Linked DNA regions of Homo sapiens: region 2 is linked to region 1. A link is a contact called in ENCODE Hi-C or POLR2A ChIA-PET data. All regions are on one chromosome and are shown on one strand. Each heading gives the region's core, a stretch centred on a gene start or an enhancer-like site at or near the end of the contact. The rest is flanking DNA. Distances are from core to core; before and after follow the strand shown. Region 1 overlaps BFSP2 (beaded filament structural protein 2). Region 2 overlaps BFSP2 (beaded filament structural protein 2).

The links. A loop is a pair of places that touch in the nucleus more often than their neighbours do. ChIA-PET counts read pairs that join two places held with the same protein, here RNA polymerase II (POLR2A). Pooled maps may share reads with other maps.
Region 2: POLR2A ChIA-PET joins it to region 1 with 10 read pairs in activated B cell. The contact joins two enhancer-like sites. A Hi-C loop is called at or near these places in 2 of 37 single-sample maps with no recorded cell type and 2 of 50 pooled maps. POLR2A ChIA-PET finds 5 or more read pairs at or near these places in 2 of 52 experiments (activated B cell and naive thymus-derived CD4-positive, alpha-beta T cell).

Annotation. Positions count from the first base shown.
Region 1 is chr3:133,411,243-133,415,392 of GRCh38, forward strand. The region is part of intron 1 of BFSP2 (beaded filament structural protein 2); the gene reads left to right. Among named protein-coding and RNA genes, the nearest start is that of BFSP2, 13 kb to the left of the region's middle. Within about 2 kb of position 1,674, at least 5 of the 41 ENCODE cell types and tissues checked have a DNase peak (open chromatin) inside an H3K27ac peak, as active enhancers do.
Region 2 is chr3:133,472,683-133,476,575 of GRCh38, forward strand. It overlaps BFSP2 (beaded filament structural protein 2), which reads left to right. Exons shown (of 7, transcript NM_003571.4): 7 at 2,287-2,526. The coding sequence ends at 2,290. All of the region lies in intron 1 of BFSP2-AS1 (BFSP2 antisense RNA 1), which reads right to left. Among named protein-coding and RNA genes, the nearest start is that of BFSP2-AS1, 16 kb to the right of the region's middle. RefSeq lists enhancers at 539-1,198, 2,782-2,851. Within about 2 kb of position 1,694, at least 12 of the 41 ENCODE cell types and tissues checked have a DNase peak (open chromatin) inside an H3K27ac peak, as active enhancers do.

The sequences.
Region 1 (4,150 bases), core at 424-2,923:
TTAAAACTGGTAAATAATGAGAGAAAATAAAGCATTTTCCTGCCTTTCTTATAAGACCTATAGGTATATCCAGTAAGAAAAATAAATAAAGAGAGGAATTATCTTTTTATAGATGTATTCCAGCTAATAAAGAAAAATAATAGAATTATTAATTTTATTTATATCTATAATAAAACAATGGCTCTAGGCAATAACAATAATCAAATGGCTATGACCTTCACAAAATGCGACCAGCAGCCGTTCTGCATCTCCTGGTGGAGTACACATCACCACCTATGAAGTAGTCTTGCAAACAAACAAAAAACCTGAATATGATTAAGCCTCAAGATAAAACTACTAATTTACAGAAAAGAAGGGGGTCAGATGAACGGGTTAATTCTATAGTAAGCTCTACTGTGTCTGGAAATTTAGTTTTAATAAAGGCAGCACTTGAAGCCAATAGAGGGAAGGGTGGACTTTTTAATAAGTGATATTTAGACAACTAGACAGTCATAAGGAAAATAATAAAAGTATTATTATAGAGATGAAACCAGCAAAATCCAAACTCTGGGAAACTATAAGACAAAAGACCCAATTTTTTAACAAATAAAAATTGCAAGGGAAAGAAGCAAGATGGTAAGAGAAATCTATACAGTAAAAGAGACTAAATTAACATATCAGCCCATCAAAATGGGCTTTATTTGGATCACTATCCAAACAATTAAAAAATATATTAGACACGAGAAAAGATAAACACTATTTGATAATTGAGAAAGTATTACGAAAGTATTATTAATTTTTAGACGTGATCATCGTTGTGAAGTCATGTGTTCTTTTTAAAGCATTCTTATAATTTGCCAGTACAGGCTGAAATATTTGAAGAAGAAATAATATGATGTCTGGGATTTGTTGAAAATAATCTCAGGCAGAGTGGCAAGACGTGTGGGCACAAGTAAAACAAAATAGGCCACGTGCTTATAATCAAGGAAGCTGGGTGATGCATATATGGGGGTCCACTATAACAGATTTCTTGTGACTGACATTTGAAATTTTTGTAAAAATGCAGCTAGAAGACCTACCTCATCGGGTTGGTGCAGGAATGTAAATGAAATGATGTGTGTAAATCGCCTGGCACATAATCAATGCTTTAAGTTTGTGGAATTGAATAAACTTGAAGACATACATTAAGTGAGCAGTAACACAAACAGCTGCTTACATGAGCGCGTTGATCAACCGACATACGCTGTGGGAGTTTCCAGAAAGAGCAGGGTATTGATTAGTTCTCAGCAAGGGTGCCCCAGGAAGTGGGGACTGAATGTGGGTCCCAAGGAAGATGCCAGAAGATGGCCCTTCAGAGCGGGGCCCCGCGTGGACCAAGGTGGGAGCCGGGCATGGCGTCCTCAGGGCAGTCTGGGTGCCGGGCAGGCCTCCTACCAAGCGCCAGCTCTGCCGGGGCCACTGCTCTGTCTCCCTCCCTCTCCACTTCCAGAGCCTGGCACAGGGAGGCATACCTCGACACACAGCGGGTGTTCAAGAAACGGCCGGTGGTGAAAGGTGAATGTGGAACCAGACAGGCTCCAGGTTTCAATTCAGAACTCCAGCTCAGGGGTTCTCTGAAATTCCAGACCAGCAGTGAGACAGGAAGCGGCTGCAATGTCTGACACAGAGAAACAACGCAGCAGAATCCTCTGCCGCTGTGAGAAGAGAACCAGGATGCTGGTTAGATACTGACGTGGAGCTGGCGCCAGAATGTATCTGAGTAACCACGTCTGTGCTCTGCTACTATTTCTGTTTCTTAGAAAGTGGAGGGCAGACCCTCTCTGGAAGCACACATAGGGGCTGCGGACAGTGGAGGCTTCTGGTGAGAGGGCTGGGGCTGGAGACAGGGCAGGAGCAGGCTTACTTTGGGGTATATACTCTTTGACACTGTTTGGAGGTTTTACCTTAAATAAAATATGCAGTAATAAATAAAAGTCCTGTCAGTGGCTTTTGGGGTGGGGGAAGCAGTAATTCCTATCAGGTCTTGGGGCAGGGGAAGCCTTCAGAACTCCACGGAAGCAAGAGAACCTTTCTACTGACGTGTCCCGGTGGGAGAGAAGACCCATCTCCACAGCTCCTCTCAAAACAAACCCAGCCAAATTAAACAAGCGTACAGAAGAGCAATAGGAAAGATGTTCTAAAGGGCTACACTCTCCAGAAGAGCTAAATTAAAACTAATCCAGGCAGCTGGCACAAGTGCTGAGGACAAATGTGGTGGCTTTTTACGGGGGAATTAGTGAAAGAATGGCTGAACCAAGCAGAATGTTACTCAGGGTCCCCAGCGCTCTCCCAGAGGGTTTATGCTGATCCACCGAATTTGAGGACTCAATTTAGGCAAATAAAACCTAGTTTATTGTCGTCTGGCTGGGGAAAAGCACATAAAGACTCATTGATCTGGTTGTAAACGAGCTAGTAGAGCTGGCTGTCACAAGTGCATTATTCAGCAGAAACGAGAAGTGATTTCAGCAGTCCTCAGGAGGGAGTGAATGCAGGGCACAGGAGTGGAAATCTCCACCACCAAACTGACCACCACTGGAAAACAACTTGTCCTTTTTAGTTACATGTTTATTGCAGGACCAACGAATAACCATCTAAATAAGCGCTAACTAAATAACACTACAGTGTGGAAGTTAGAAAGCCCCCGCATTTCAGCAGGCTCTGGGAAAAATTATGCAGAAGACAAAGTCCCCTGCTGAATGTAACTGCCCACGCCTGCCTGGCCCCTGTACTCACGCCCTACTCATCCCTGTCCGCTCCCGTCTACTCACCCCTGCCCTCTCTCCCCTACTCACCCCTCTACTCACCCCTGCCCTCTCCCCTCCACAAACCCCTCTACTCCCCCCATCCTCTCCCCTCTACTCACCCCGTCCTCTCACCTTACTCACCCCTGCCCTTTCCCCTCTACTCACCCCTGCCCTCTCTCCCCTACTCATCCCTCTACTCACCCCTGCCCTCTCCCCTCCACAAAACCCAGTACTCACCCCTGTCCTGTCCCCCCTACTCACCCCGTCCTCTCACCTTACTCACCCCTGCCCTCTCTCCCCTACTCACCCCTCTACTCACCCCTGCTCTCTCCCCTCCACAAACCCCTCTACTCACCCGTCCTCTCCCCTCTACTTACCCCTGCCGTCTCTACTCACCCCTACCCTCTCCCCTCTACTTACCCCTATACTCACCCCTGCCCTCTCCCCTCTACTCACCCCTGCCCTCTCTCCTCTACTCACCCCTGCTCTCTCCCCTCTACTCACCCCTCTACCTGCCCCTGCCCTCTCCCTTCTACTCACCCCTCTACTCACCCCTGCCCTCTCCCCTCTCCTCTCTACTCAGCCCTGTCCTCTCCCCTCTACTTATACCTGCCATCTCGTCTCTACTCACCCCTCTACTCACCGCTGTCTCACTCCCCTCTACTCACTCCTCTACTCACCCTGCCATCTCTGCTCTACTCACCACTGCCCTATCCCCTCTACTTACCCCTGCCATTTCCCCTCTACTCACCCCTATTCTCTCCCCTCTACTCACCCTGCCACCCCCCCCCCGCTTACCCCTCTACTCACTCCTACCACGTCTGCTCTATTCACCCCTGCCCTCTTCCATCTACTCACACCTGCCCTCTCCCCTCTACTCATCCCTGTCCTCTCCCCACTACTCACTCCTGCCCTGTCCCCTCTGCTCACCCCTCTACTCACCCTGCCATCTCCCCTCTACTCACCCCTGCCATCTCTCCTCTACTCACCCTTGTCCTCTCTCCTCTACTCACCCCCCTACTCATCCCTGCCCTCTCCCTTCTATTCACTCCTGTCCTCTCCCCTCTACTTGCCCCAGTCCTCTCCCCTCTACTCAGCCCTGCCTCCTCTGTTCTACTTACCCCTCTACTCAACCCTGCCCTCTCCCCCGTCCTCTCCCCATCCTCTCCCCTCTACTCAACTCTGTCCTCTCCCCTCTACTCACCTTTGCCCTCTCCCCTCACCTCTGTCCTCTCCCCTCTACTCACCCCTGCCCCCTCTGCTCTACTCACCCCTCTACTCACCCTTGCCCTCTCCCCTCTACTCGCCCCTGTCCTTTCCCCTCTACTCACCCGTGTCCTCTCCCCTCTACTCACCCCTCTACTCAACCCTGCCCTCTCCCCTCCACA
Region 2 (3,893 bases), core at 444-2,943, 61 kb after region 1:
ATAGGCACCCATTCCCACAGCCTAGCTGTGTCCTTCCTTTCCTATTCACATACAAATAATATATATAATATATTCACATACTAATACATTTTCTATATGTATGCATATTTATGTATGTATATATACACACATACATTCACATACATGTGTATACCTAGGACGTACATAATAGCTGTTAGGAATGTTTCAGTTGCTTGTAATAGAACCTAATTAATGAGGCTATAAACCAGTGCTCCTGAAACTAATGTGCACTCAAAACCCTGCGCATCTTTTTTTTTTTTTTGGATACAGGGTCTCGTCTCGGTATGTTGCCCAGGCTGGTCTCGACTCAAACCCCTGGGCTCAAGTGATCCTCTCACCTAAGCCTCCAGAATAGCTGGGGTTACAGGTGTGAGCCGTGACACCCCAGCTGGGCATCTTTTTTAAATGCAGATTCTGCTTCAGTACGTCTGGGGTGGGGTCTGAGAGTCTTCCTTTCTAACAAGCTCCCAAGTGATGACTATACTGCTGCTCCACAGACTACACTCTGAGTAGCAAAGATGTGTAAATCATTTATTTAAGAGTCCCAGAAACAGGTGATCTAGGCTGCTCAAAGATTTCATTAAGGACTCAAGCTCTTTTCATCTTTCTAACATACCATGACAACATTGGCTTTTTGTCTTTATCTTTGTCACCCCATGGTTACCATATGCCAGCCACAGATCCAAACATCACATCCTCATTCCTGGCCGGAAGTGGGAGAGAAGAGGCAGCAGCAAAAAAAAAAAAAAAAAAAAAGGCTTTTTCTTTTTTTTTATTGATCATTCTTGGGTGTTTCTCGCAGAGGGGGATTTGGCAGGGTCATAGGACAATAGTGGAGGGAAGGTCAGCAGATAAACAAGTGAACAAAGGTCTCTGGTTTTCCTAGGCAGAGGACCCTGCGGCCTTCCGCAGTGTTTGTGTCCCTGGGTACTTGAGATTAGGGAGTGGTGATGACTCTTAACGAGCATGCTGCCTTCAAGCATCTGTTTAACAAAGCACATCTTGCACCGCCCTTAATCCATTTAACCCTGAGTGGACACAGCACATGTTTCAGAGAGCACAGGGTTGGGGGTAAGGTCACAGGTCAACAGGATCCCAAGGCAGAAGAATTTTTCTTAGTACAGAACAAAATGAAAAGTCAAAAGGCTTTTTCTTGAATGATCCTCTCCTTTAATCAGTGAAGGAAAGACATTTTGAGGCTTGCAGTGGACTGTCCCTTATATCTCATTGGCCAGAACCTGCTTATACTGGCCATACCCATCTGCAAGGGAGGCTAAGAAAGCAACTCTTTAGCTTTTCCAGACTCCATAGTGGAGGCAGGCAAGGGGTTGGGACTAGGAGTTGAGTTAGTCTGCCATAATTACACACACACACTTGCACTCACTCTTTTTTTAATAGATAAGGATTCCAGAGGCATATACATCAGCCTTGGGCCTTAGCTTCCTTGCCAACTCTTTCCAGAAACCCAGGCCCTTATTTTGTATCATAGTTCTATGCCTTCTTATTTCCCTCCAAGACTCCTTGTCTGACATATGTTGAATAAGGAATAGAGACAGCTTAGTGATTGTATCATCCAACCCCTCCTGATTCAAGAGAGAACACAAAGACCCAGAATGGAAAAAGATTTGCGCATGATCACACAGGAGGCGGAGACAGCACTGGGATGGGAGCCCAGGTCTCCTGCTCTCTCCAACTGTGTAACCTCTCTTTATTCAGAAGGCGGGAGAGCCTCAAGGAAGCGACCTAACCACGCCCTGCTTTCAAATGGAAAATATGTCATCCAGCTCCTCTCCAACTGTCTTTTATTGAATTGATTTTTGTTGATTATAAAAGCCAGATGTTCCTAACAAAGTATTTTTTTTTCAGATGCCTATGAGCATCTGTATAAACACACAAAGTCAATTTAAACAAACAGCAAGAGCAGTGAGTTAGGCCGAGTTACTTCTTAAGAATCTATGTGCTACGTTCATTTAGTGAGTGCCAAGGCAGACCTGACTCTTGATTATTTTTGTTTATCCTCCAAACCCTGCCAAGACAACCTCATGATCCGTGTTTTAGAGACAGGAAACAAAGCCTCAGAGAGCTTAAGTCATGGCCCAAGGTCTCACAGCAAATAACCATGGAGTAATTATTTAAAACCCAAAACTATCTTGTTCCAAAGGCCAGATTCTTTCATGAGATGGCCCCCTTTCTCGTAATCCTATTGTGATAGAATGACCGATTTTCCTCACCCATTGCTTCTGACTCCTATGTGTTTCCTTTCAGCTGATGGAGAAACTTCCTCTTTTTCATGAAGAAAACACCCTTCCTCAACAGCTGACCCAAGAAGTTGCTTGAGGAGCTTTCTCCTGAGCTCCAGTCCCTGCTGGATTCCCTGGTTAATTCAGCTTGAGCTGAAAAGCTTCCTGGAAGTGGAGAGGATCCTTCTGCTTTAATCTGAGTAGTCTGTAGCTTGAGCAATCTCCCTTGTCCTCCTTCAAATAAATGCTTTGTGCGCAGCGTCCAGTTTGCCCACCTTGTTCAACTCACTATAGGGTCGAGATGGATATCACTTTGTCTGTCTGGCCTTTGCTCACAGAGCTATGCTTGAAGGCTTCTGGAAGGATTCCCTTGAGTGTGACGCCATCTGCCTCCCTAGGGTCACCTGCTCTTGGGTTTGTCAACATAAAAGTGCTGCGGAGGCAAAAGCAGTGCTCATGGCATGCAGGATTGACGCAGTCTGGGACAAAAAACAACACTCTTGCTCGAGAGGGGATTAGTGTGGTGCTTTATCACATGTTTCATAATTACAGGCATCGTGGAGTATTCAGACCTCTTTAATATACTCTGCATGCATATTCATGTGCAGACACACACATTTCACTTGCTATTGGCAGAGCATCTCTCAATCAGTTAAAAGGGAACTTCAATCTAAGCCCAATCTAAACCCATTCAATCTAAGTGGGGGATTAATTACACTGTGGTTGCTCACCCCACTTACAGCCTCAGAATTTTCTTCCAGGGTCCTTTCTCCAGTTCTCTCAGGGCCTAAGCCAGCCAAATATAGTTCATGCATCTGCCACCTACCCAGGCAAGACTCTCTTGCCTTCTGATTAAAATTGAAACCACCACCTGTGTCCTACCACAGGTTCTCAGTGTCTCTAAAACTGAAAGGAAAAAAAAAAAAAAAAAAAGCCCAACTTTAATTTTGTCATTCCTCCCTCAAACTTCTGTTGGTCTACCTATCACACAGAATTACAGACCAAAATATCCAAGCTGAGTCTTTGTGTTTGTGAGCTGCTAATCCAGACAGGGGGATGTATCCAACACTGGTACATTTGAAAACCCCCATACCCGAGGGTCCAAATAACCAAGGCCCACACAAAGAAAAGAACATTTATTTATCCTTAAGGATTGCTTATAAGAGAAGCAAGGTGGCCAGGCGCGGTGGCTCATGCCTGTAATCCCAGCACTTTGGGAGGCCAAGGTGGGCAGATCACAAGGTCAGGAGTTCGAGACCAGCCTGGCGAATATGGTGAAACCCCGTCTCTACTAAAAATACAGACGTTAGCCAGGCTTGGTGGCGGGCGCCTGTAGTCCCAGCTACTCAGGGGGCTGAGGCAGAAGAATCGTTTGAACCCAGGAGGCGGAGGTTGCAGTGAGCCGAGATTGTGCCACTGCACTCCAGCCTGGGCAACAGAGCAAGACTATCACACAAAAAAAATAAATAAATAAAAGGCAAGATATATGGTATCCTGGTTGGAATTGCTACAACTGGTTTTCCTTTTTGGCCTGCAAGAGCAAAGGAATTGTATTAAAGATCACATGAGCAGAACCACTATTTACAATGTGCATAGCCCCTTGACATAGGTCAGTTTGTTGTTTGAGACATG